2 separate regions of the Mus musculus genome follow, and region 1 is linked to region 2. Evidence: chromatin contacts called from ENCODE POLR2A ChIA-PET data. All regions are on one chromosome and are shown on one strand. The core of a region is the stretch at or near the end of the contact, and the rest is flanking DNA. Distances in the headings are between cores, read along the strand shown.

The links. ChIA-PET counts read pairs that join two places held with the same protein, here RNA polymerase II (POLR2A).
Region 1: POLR2A ChIA-PET joins it to region 2 with 18 read pairs in Patski. The contact joins the promoter of Phf12 here to the promoter of Nufip2 in region 2. POLR2A ChIA-PET finds 5 or more read pairs at or near these places in 4 of 5 experiments (Patski and embryonic stem cell).

Annotation. Positions count from the first base shown.
Region 1 is chr11:77,980,904-77,984,325 of GRCm38, forward strand. Phf12 (PHD finger protein 12) reads left to right here and starts at 1,913. Exons shown (of 15, transcript NM_174852.3): 1 at 1,913-2,474; 2 at 3,113-3,294. The coding sequence starts at 2,409.
Region 2 is chr11:77,684,173-77,687,699 of GRCm38, forward strand. Nufip2 (nuclear fragile X mental retardation protein interacting protein 2) reads left to right here and starts at 1,967. Exons shown (of 4, transcript NM_001024205.2): 1 at 1,967-2,335. The coding sequence starts at 2,056.

The DNA.
Region 1 (3,422 bases), core at 663-3,162, 300 kb after region 2:
TATTGTTGGCCATAGCAACGGAAGAGCAGCCAGTTTGCATGCATTCTTCACTTCCCCATAACGTTATTCTTTCTAGGCACTAATACAGGGCCGAGAGAGAGAGAGAGAGAGAGAGAGAGAGAGAGAGAGAGAGAGGCAGAGAGACAAAGAGAGAGAGAGCACTAAAACTTCACAAAGCACTAAAACTTCACACAGATATTTATATCCCCTTTGACTTACAGTCCTGACTGTCCTAAAAGAAGGAGCAATAGTTTCTCAGAGACAGTAAACACGGTGTAGGGGACAAAGTCTGACCTGTGAATCAAGAAATGTTTCCTTTTTAGGTTTGCTATAAACTCAATATGCGTCTAAGCAAACCACTCTCCACTCTGTACCTGGAAATGAAGAATTTAAATCAAATAGTCTCTAAGTCCCTCCCAGGTTTACGGGTCTGAGAATAATGTGTGTAGTAACATAAAAATGAGTTTAGGAGATTCCAGGCGTAGTAGCACACGTCGATCCCAGAAATGGGACCGGAGGCAGAAGCAGTCGGATTTCTGTGAGTTCATGACCTATCTAGTCTACATAACAAGTTCTAGGGCTGCGGAGTAAGACTGTCTTAACAGAACGAACAAACGAAAGAAAGAAACGGCAGGACATAGCTGCATGTCACCAGTGTTAATTAATGCCTAGTGGGGTTCATTCATTCGCAATTAGGCAGAGTATCTGTCCATATTGGAAAGTGATAACAAGGGCATAACAGCGCACACCCAAAGAGAGGTATGTCTCTCTGCTCAGAATGCGAGGTGAGGGGCTCAAACTACAAACCCCAGTGTGCAATACGGCAGCTCTCAAAAGTATCCTTTCCCGGCAGGCTTTTCTTCGTGTACATCCTATGGTCCAGTGCAGCGCCTGAAGGCTGAACTACAACTCCCACAATCCATCAGATCCATCGCGAGTCTAACTACCAGAGTGCAAAGCGGTCCCGTTCACCCTTTGAACTCTGCGCGTTGCAAGATGGGGATTGAAGTCAGCTGTAGGCAGGTAGCTGGGCGTTGTCAGGATTACGGACTGTTTGGGCTTTTGACTTCCTCTTTCGGAGTAGTTCACAGGGACAGTGGTTAAGAGAGGGTAAGAACAGCTTGAAATATCTTGGGTTCCATCGGGACCCAAGGCAGCAATGCTCGTGCTAAAATTAGGTGCTGAGAGTGGAAATGAAGTGGAAAGAGCAGTCATCCGATCTGCCACCAAAAGCGTCTTTTTTTTTTTTTTTTTTTGTCGCAATGCTTTTTTTTTCCCTCTTTACCAATATGGCGGCCTAGTCCAGACACACCTGACACTGGAGACAAACAGTCCACTACACCATCCATATGGGTACTGCTGCAGCCGAAAGCTACCAGCTCCATACAGCATCCCACGCTCCTCCTTGGTCGTGACTGAGGACTCCAAGGGCATGGTAGCCCCAAATCTCATTACCAAAATGGCGAAAGGAGAAGCTTTTTTTTTTTTTTTTTTTTTTTGTGCAGGCCTCCAGGTACAACGCGCCTGCGCGTGAGGCGGCTGTGTGAGGGGACGGGAGGGTGGCGACCCAACACGCCTGCGCGGGACCAGAGCCCGTGGTCCGCACACAAACACCAATGGGTGATGCGTCTTCCAGTTCCTGCGGCTGCGCCGTGACCCCTACGCGCTTTCCCAGGCGCCTAAGCGAGGCCTCAGGTTCCGCCCTCCAATCGCAGTACGCCGGCGCACGGCGGAGAGGCGGGGCTTCTGGGCTCCGGGCGAATGCCAGCGCGGCTGCGCGCCGGGGGGTACCCCATCACCGCGGCTGCGCGGGAGCCAGGCCGCCGGCTGTCACTGCGGTTGCGCGCGGCGAGCGGCGATCCCGGGGCGCCTGCGCGGGTGGCTTTGCGGGCGCTCGCGGTAAGTTTGCGCCAAGTGCGCGGCAGCCGGGACGCAGACGGCAGCGGCGGCGAGAGGCGGAGCCCGGGGACCACCCCCCATCATCCTCCCCAGAGTCACCTCACGAACCACAACCTCACCTAACCTCTCACCCCCCCCTCCGGTCCCCCAAGCCCGGGATGGCAGCGCCCGCTAGCCTTCCCGGCCGGACCAGCGGTCGCCAGCGCCAGCTTTAGCCTGTGGGCCTAGGCCCCCGCCGAGGCCTGACCCCCGGAGCCGGGATCCACTGTGCAGCCAGCCGCTGGGCCGGGGCTGAGGGGTTGCTCCCCTCTCGCGGCCCGTGGGGAGGACGCTGCCGTCCCAGGGACTGGGGGCCGGGGGGTGGGGGGGAGCCAGGGCGAGGAAGTCGGAACCTGTGTTGGGAAGAGAGAAGGGGACCGGGGGTCAGAGGTGCCCCCTTCCCCTCCTCCCCCCTCCCCCCGGGGCTGGGGGGGCCGGAGCAGAGAGCGCCCAGCCCGAGAGGTGGATGAATGTGGGAGAAAATGGAGACCAAGACGATCGTGTACGACTTGGACACGTCGGGGGGGCTGATGGAGGTAAGAGTGGCCCTCATCCTTTTCCCCCCAGTGCCAGGAGGGTACCTCCGCCCCACAAAGCCGGCCCTAAGCTCGAAGCGCCAGAGGGCCGGGAAAAGGGGGGGTTGTTCTTCCTCACCCAGTCTCTTCCTCCCCTCTTTGCAATTTGGGGGACTGAGCTTAGCTTCCGAGGACGTCTGCAGCAGTTTCACCTACCAGCCGCCCTCGATTCGCTCCCTGAGGCTTCAGCCCACTCCATTTCATTGCACCGGCAGGCCTCCCCACCCCCTTCTTGTCGGCCCCTTTGTGCTTCCCCCTGCACGTCCGGGTACCAAGCTTCGGGCCTCTCCCGAGCCGGGCTTTGGAGTCCCCCACTGTCCATACAAGGAAGTGGCAAGAAGAGAACCGCGCACCCTCTCCCCATCCCCCTACCCTGGTCCTCCCCATTTGGAAGGAGCTTTTCTTGTTGTGCTGCAGGAACGCAGTTAGGGTGGGCTCCCCTTGATTCCGGGGACCGAGAGGTTCTGGAAGCAGCCTGGATGGGAGGAAGAAGGACAAAAGGGGGAAGAGGGGTGGGTGACGGAGAAGCGGCGCCGGTGGGACTACGGGCTACCCGGGAGCTCCGAATGTGCACACATGCCGTCTGTATGTGTGTGCAGCAAATCCAAGCTCTGCTGGCTCCCCCCAAGACGGACGAGGCAGAAAAGCGGAGTCGGAAGCCCGAGAAGGAGTCCCGGAGAAGCGGCAGGGCCACCAACCACGACAGCTGCGATAGCTGCAAGGAAGGTGGGGATCTCTTGTGCTGCGATCACTGCCCTGCCGCCTTCCACCTCCAGTGCTGGTAAGGGCTGGGGACCCCTTTGGAGCCCCTTGGCAGACCCTACTCAGCACATTCCTTCACCAGGCCTGTAGAAATAACGGGAGCTTGCAGCCGCTAGCCGACTCTCTAGTCGCTGGGGCGAGCGCCTC
Region 2 (3,527 bases), core at 717-3,216:
AAATCAGCCTGCCTCTGCCTCCCGAGTACTGGGATCACAACCATTCTTAATGCCACATGTAAGGGACCTGACAAAGCTCTTCTGACTTTAGCAGGCACCAGGCATACACATGGTGAACATATACACATGGGGATAAAAAAAAAAATCACACATACAAAATACACCTAATTATGTGTACCACGTGTGTGTCTGGTGCCCTTGGACTTCAGAAGGGAAGTTGGGCCCCCAGAACTAGAGCTATGGATGATCATGCTGCTGCTGTGTGAGTGCTCAGCATTGAACTCTGGTCCTTTGCAAGAGCAGAAAACGCTGCTTTTAACAGCTGACCTATTCCTCCAGCCTTAAGGGCTTTATCATTGAAAAGGTATGGGGTTTCAAGAGATATAGGTTCTAGTGCCTGCAATGACAGTATTTGTGAGGGGGACTGAAACAATTTGAAGCTAGCCTGGGCTACATAGTGAATAACAGGCCAGTCAGAGATACAGAGGAAGATCAAAAACAAACAAACAAACAAACAAACAAAGACAAAACAACAAAACAAATACAAAGTAAGATGGTAAACTTTACATTTAAATTTTCCCTTGGGGGGAGGGCAGTGATGGTGGGGCATGCCTTTAATCCCAGCACTTGGAAGGCAGAGGCCAGCCTGGTCTACAGGAGTGAGTTCCAGGACAGCCAGGGCTGTACCAAAAAAAAAAAAAATCCCTTATAATACATAGACAAATGTATATCTAATTTAATGAATTTTAAAGCAATTATTCATGTAATAGCAATAGCACATTGGCTGGGGTATGCTGGTGTGTGTAGGACTTTAATCCCAGCATTCATGAGGCAGAAACAGGGGGAATCTCTTAGTTGGCCAGACACTTCTACTTAGGTAGTTCCAAGCCAATCAGGTTTACATAGTCTGTTTCAAAAACAAACCAGTCCAAAACAAACAAAACTCCTAGCCAAGTCCCCCAAATATATATTTCGAGGGTACCCCGTGTCTGTGCTTATCACAACCTTCTTCCTATCATAACAGGTTAAATTAACAGCATAAATTGCAAATACACCTTTACATTTCAATGTTTTCCTTAAATTTAATACAAAAATGTTTTAAAAACCCAAACCTTAAGAACTTTTAAAGGGTTCCTTTCTCCTTTATTTCACTTTTGAAAGTCTTAGTCTAAAATCTATTTTGGTTCCATAGTTGACCTCACCTGCAGTGTTTGATTAAAAAAACAACAAAAACACCCAAAAAACTTCAGTGTAGATTTTTTTCATTCCTCCCTCTCTCTTGCTTTCAACTACAAAGAAACAATGATTTAAGCCCTTTGTCCCCTTTTAGAAAATTACACAGATACCCTATTGTGGAACCCTATAATCCCTCCGTGGAAAGGAAGAGATTAGCATATGAATACAAAGCAAAATGAATCCAGAATACGAAAACGATCTATCGAGTTGTGAAGCTCTTGTATTCTTAAAAATGTATTTATTTCCTCTTTTTTGAATTGCCCCCTTCGTGGTTTAAGGGTTAAGGAAATTGAGCTTTCCTCTCTGGCTACCCGGAAAAGAATTAAACACACACACACACACACACACACACACACACTCACAACCCAACACATTCTAGGAGGTGCAAAACCAACAGATGGCTCCTAGCGCCAGTAGAATCGTCAGTGGAATCTGCTACACTCGACATCAGCTTGCTCGGTGTGAGGAGTGTAGAAAGTGCTGTTCGCTAACTGCGTGGTGAAGGAGAGAAAGCGATAGAAGAGAGAGCCATAATGCTGACGTTGAAGGCCCGGCCCTGTGAGGTTGCATAGGGTAAGTGGCGTTGGCCAGGCGGCGGTGGCGAAGGGGAAGGGAAGAGGATTTGAGCTAGGGGCGGGGCTTGACGCGCAGCGTGGCTCCTCATTGCTGGAGCACGGCTGCCAATCTCGCAGATCCTCTCGCTTAACCAGTGCGCTGGCGAGACGCGCTCAGATATACCGAGCGAGCGCGGAGAAGCAGTCTCAGATCCTGACGGTGCAGCAGCCCGCAGCCTCAGCCAGGGAGTCCCAGCCGCTTTCAATGGAGGAGAAGCCCGGCCAGCCACAGCCTCAGCACCATCACAGCCACCACCATCCGCACCATCATCCCCAGCAGCAGCAGCAGCAGCAGTCGCACCACCACCACCATTATTATTTCTACAACCACAGCCACAACCACCACCACCACCACCATCACCAGCAGCCTCACCAATACCTGCAGCATGGAGCCGAGGGCAGCCCCAAGGCCCAGCCCAAGCCGCTGAAACATGAGCAGAAACACACCCTCCAGCAGCACCAGGAAACGCCGAAGAAGAAAACAGGTCTGAGAGGGAGGGCGGTGGGGGAAGGGGGACTGGATTGGAGGGGGGGGAAGCGATGGGGGTGGGGCTAGATGGGAAAAGCGCGGACCCGGTCCGGGTGTGCGTCCCGCCGGGCCGGGGATGCCCCCTTCCATTCTTCCCGGGCGCGGGCCGGGCCGCGAGGTGGGGATTGCAGCGCCCTCTCCTTCCCTTTAGCATGGGAGAGGCCCAGCCAGGCCGGCGTGACCTTCCTCGGTCCCCGCCCCGGCCGGCCGGAGGCAGAGCTGTGCCCTCGGCCTTGGAAGTCCAGCCTTCATCTTCTTTTTCCCCTCTAGTGCGGGCCCTGGAGTTGCCTGAATGTGGGGGCCCCTAAGAAGGGGGTGAAACTCAGCCGCCCTAAAAAAATAAAATAAAAAATTCCCCCGAGGTGTATGTAATTCAGGCCTAGTGAATCCATCCTGATGCGGGTGGTGTCGCGAGAGCCGCTTGCAGGCGGCGACGAGCGGGGCTGAGGGCTAAGTTGAGGAAGCGTCCTCGCTCACCCGCCGCCCCGAGCCCACCTGTGGCCTTGGGGTTTGCCGTCTGGGTGTGTGGGGGACCCTATCGTCCCTCGGGTCATTTCCACCCCTAAACGCCCGTCTTGCGCGTCCGGACCCCGTTGTCTGTCCGCGAGGGCTTCTCCGCAGGCCGGCGCCCCTGGCCCGCTCGCCTCGGAGCCGGCGAGGCTGGAATGTTCTCTCCTCCTCGCGGGGCCGCTTCCTGTCCGCCATGTTGGAAGCTGATTCCTGTCACCGACTCCGGCCGGCGGAGGAGCGGAGGGGGAAGGGTGCCGAAGGCCACACGGCACGCCGGCCCGGCTGCCCCGGGACCCTCTGCGGCCCTTTTCCGGGTCCCCCCCGCACTGCGGGCGGCCGCCGCCCGCCGCCCCTCCCCCTCCGCGCCGCGCCGCGCCGGGGTTGTGTAACCCGGTGGCGGCCGCGCGGCCCCGGGCGGGTCCCTGGGGTGAGGGGCGGGGGCGGTTGGGGTGGGGGAGGGAAGCGGCCACGAGGGGAGCGGCCTGCACCGTGGCCCCGCGCGCCCGACGGCCGCGTTTCCCGCTCCCGGGTGCGGCGGGAGGCGCGGGCGGGGAGCGGGCCTTGAAGAGGAGCTTGAAGGGGGAAGGAGGCCCGGGCGGCGGCCGTGGCCGTAGCGTTCCGCTGGCCTGCGAGGGGCG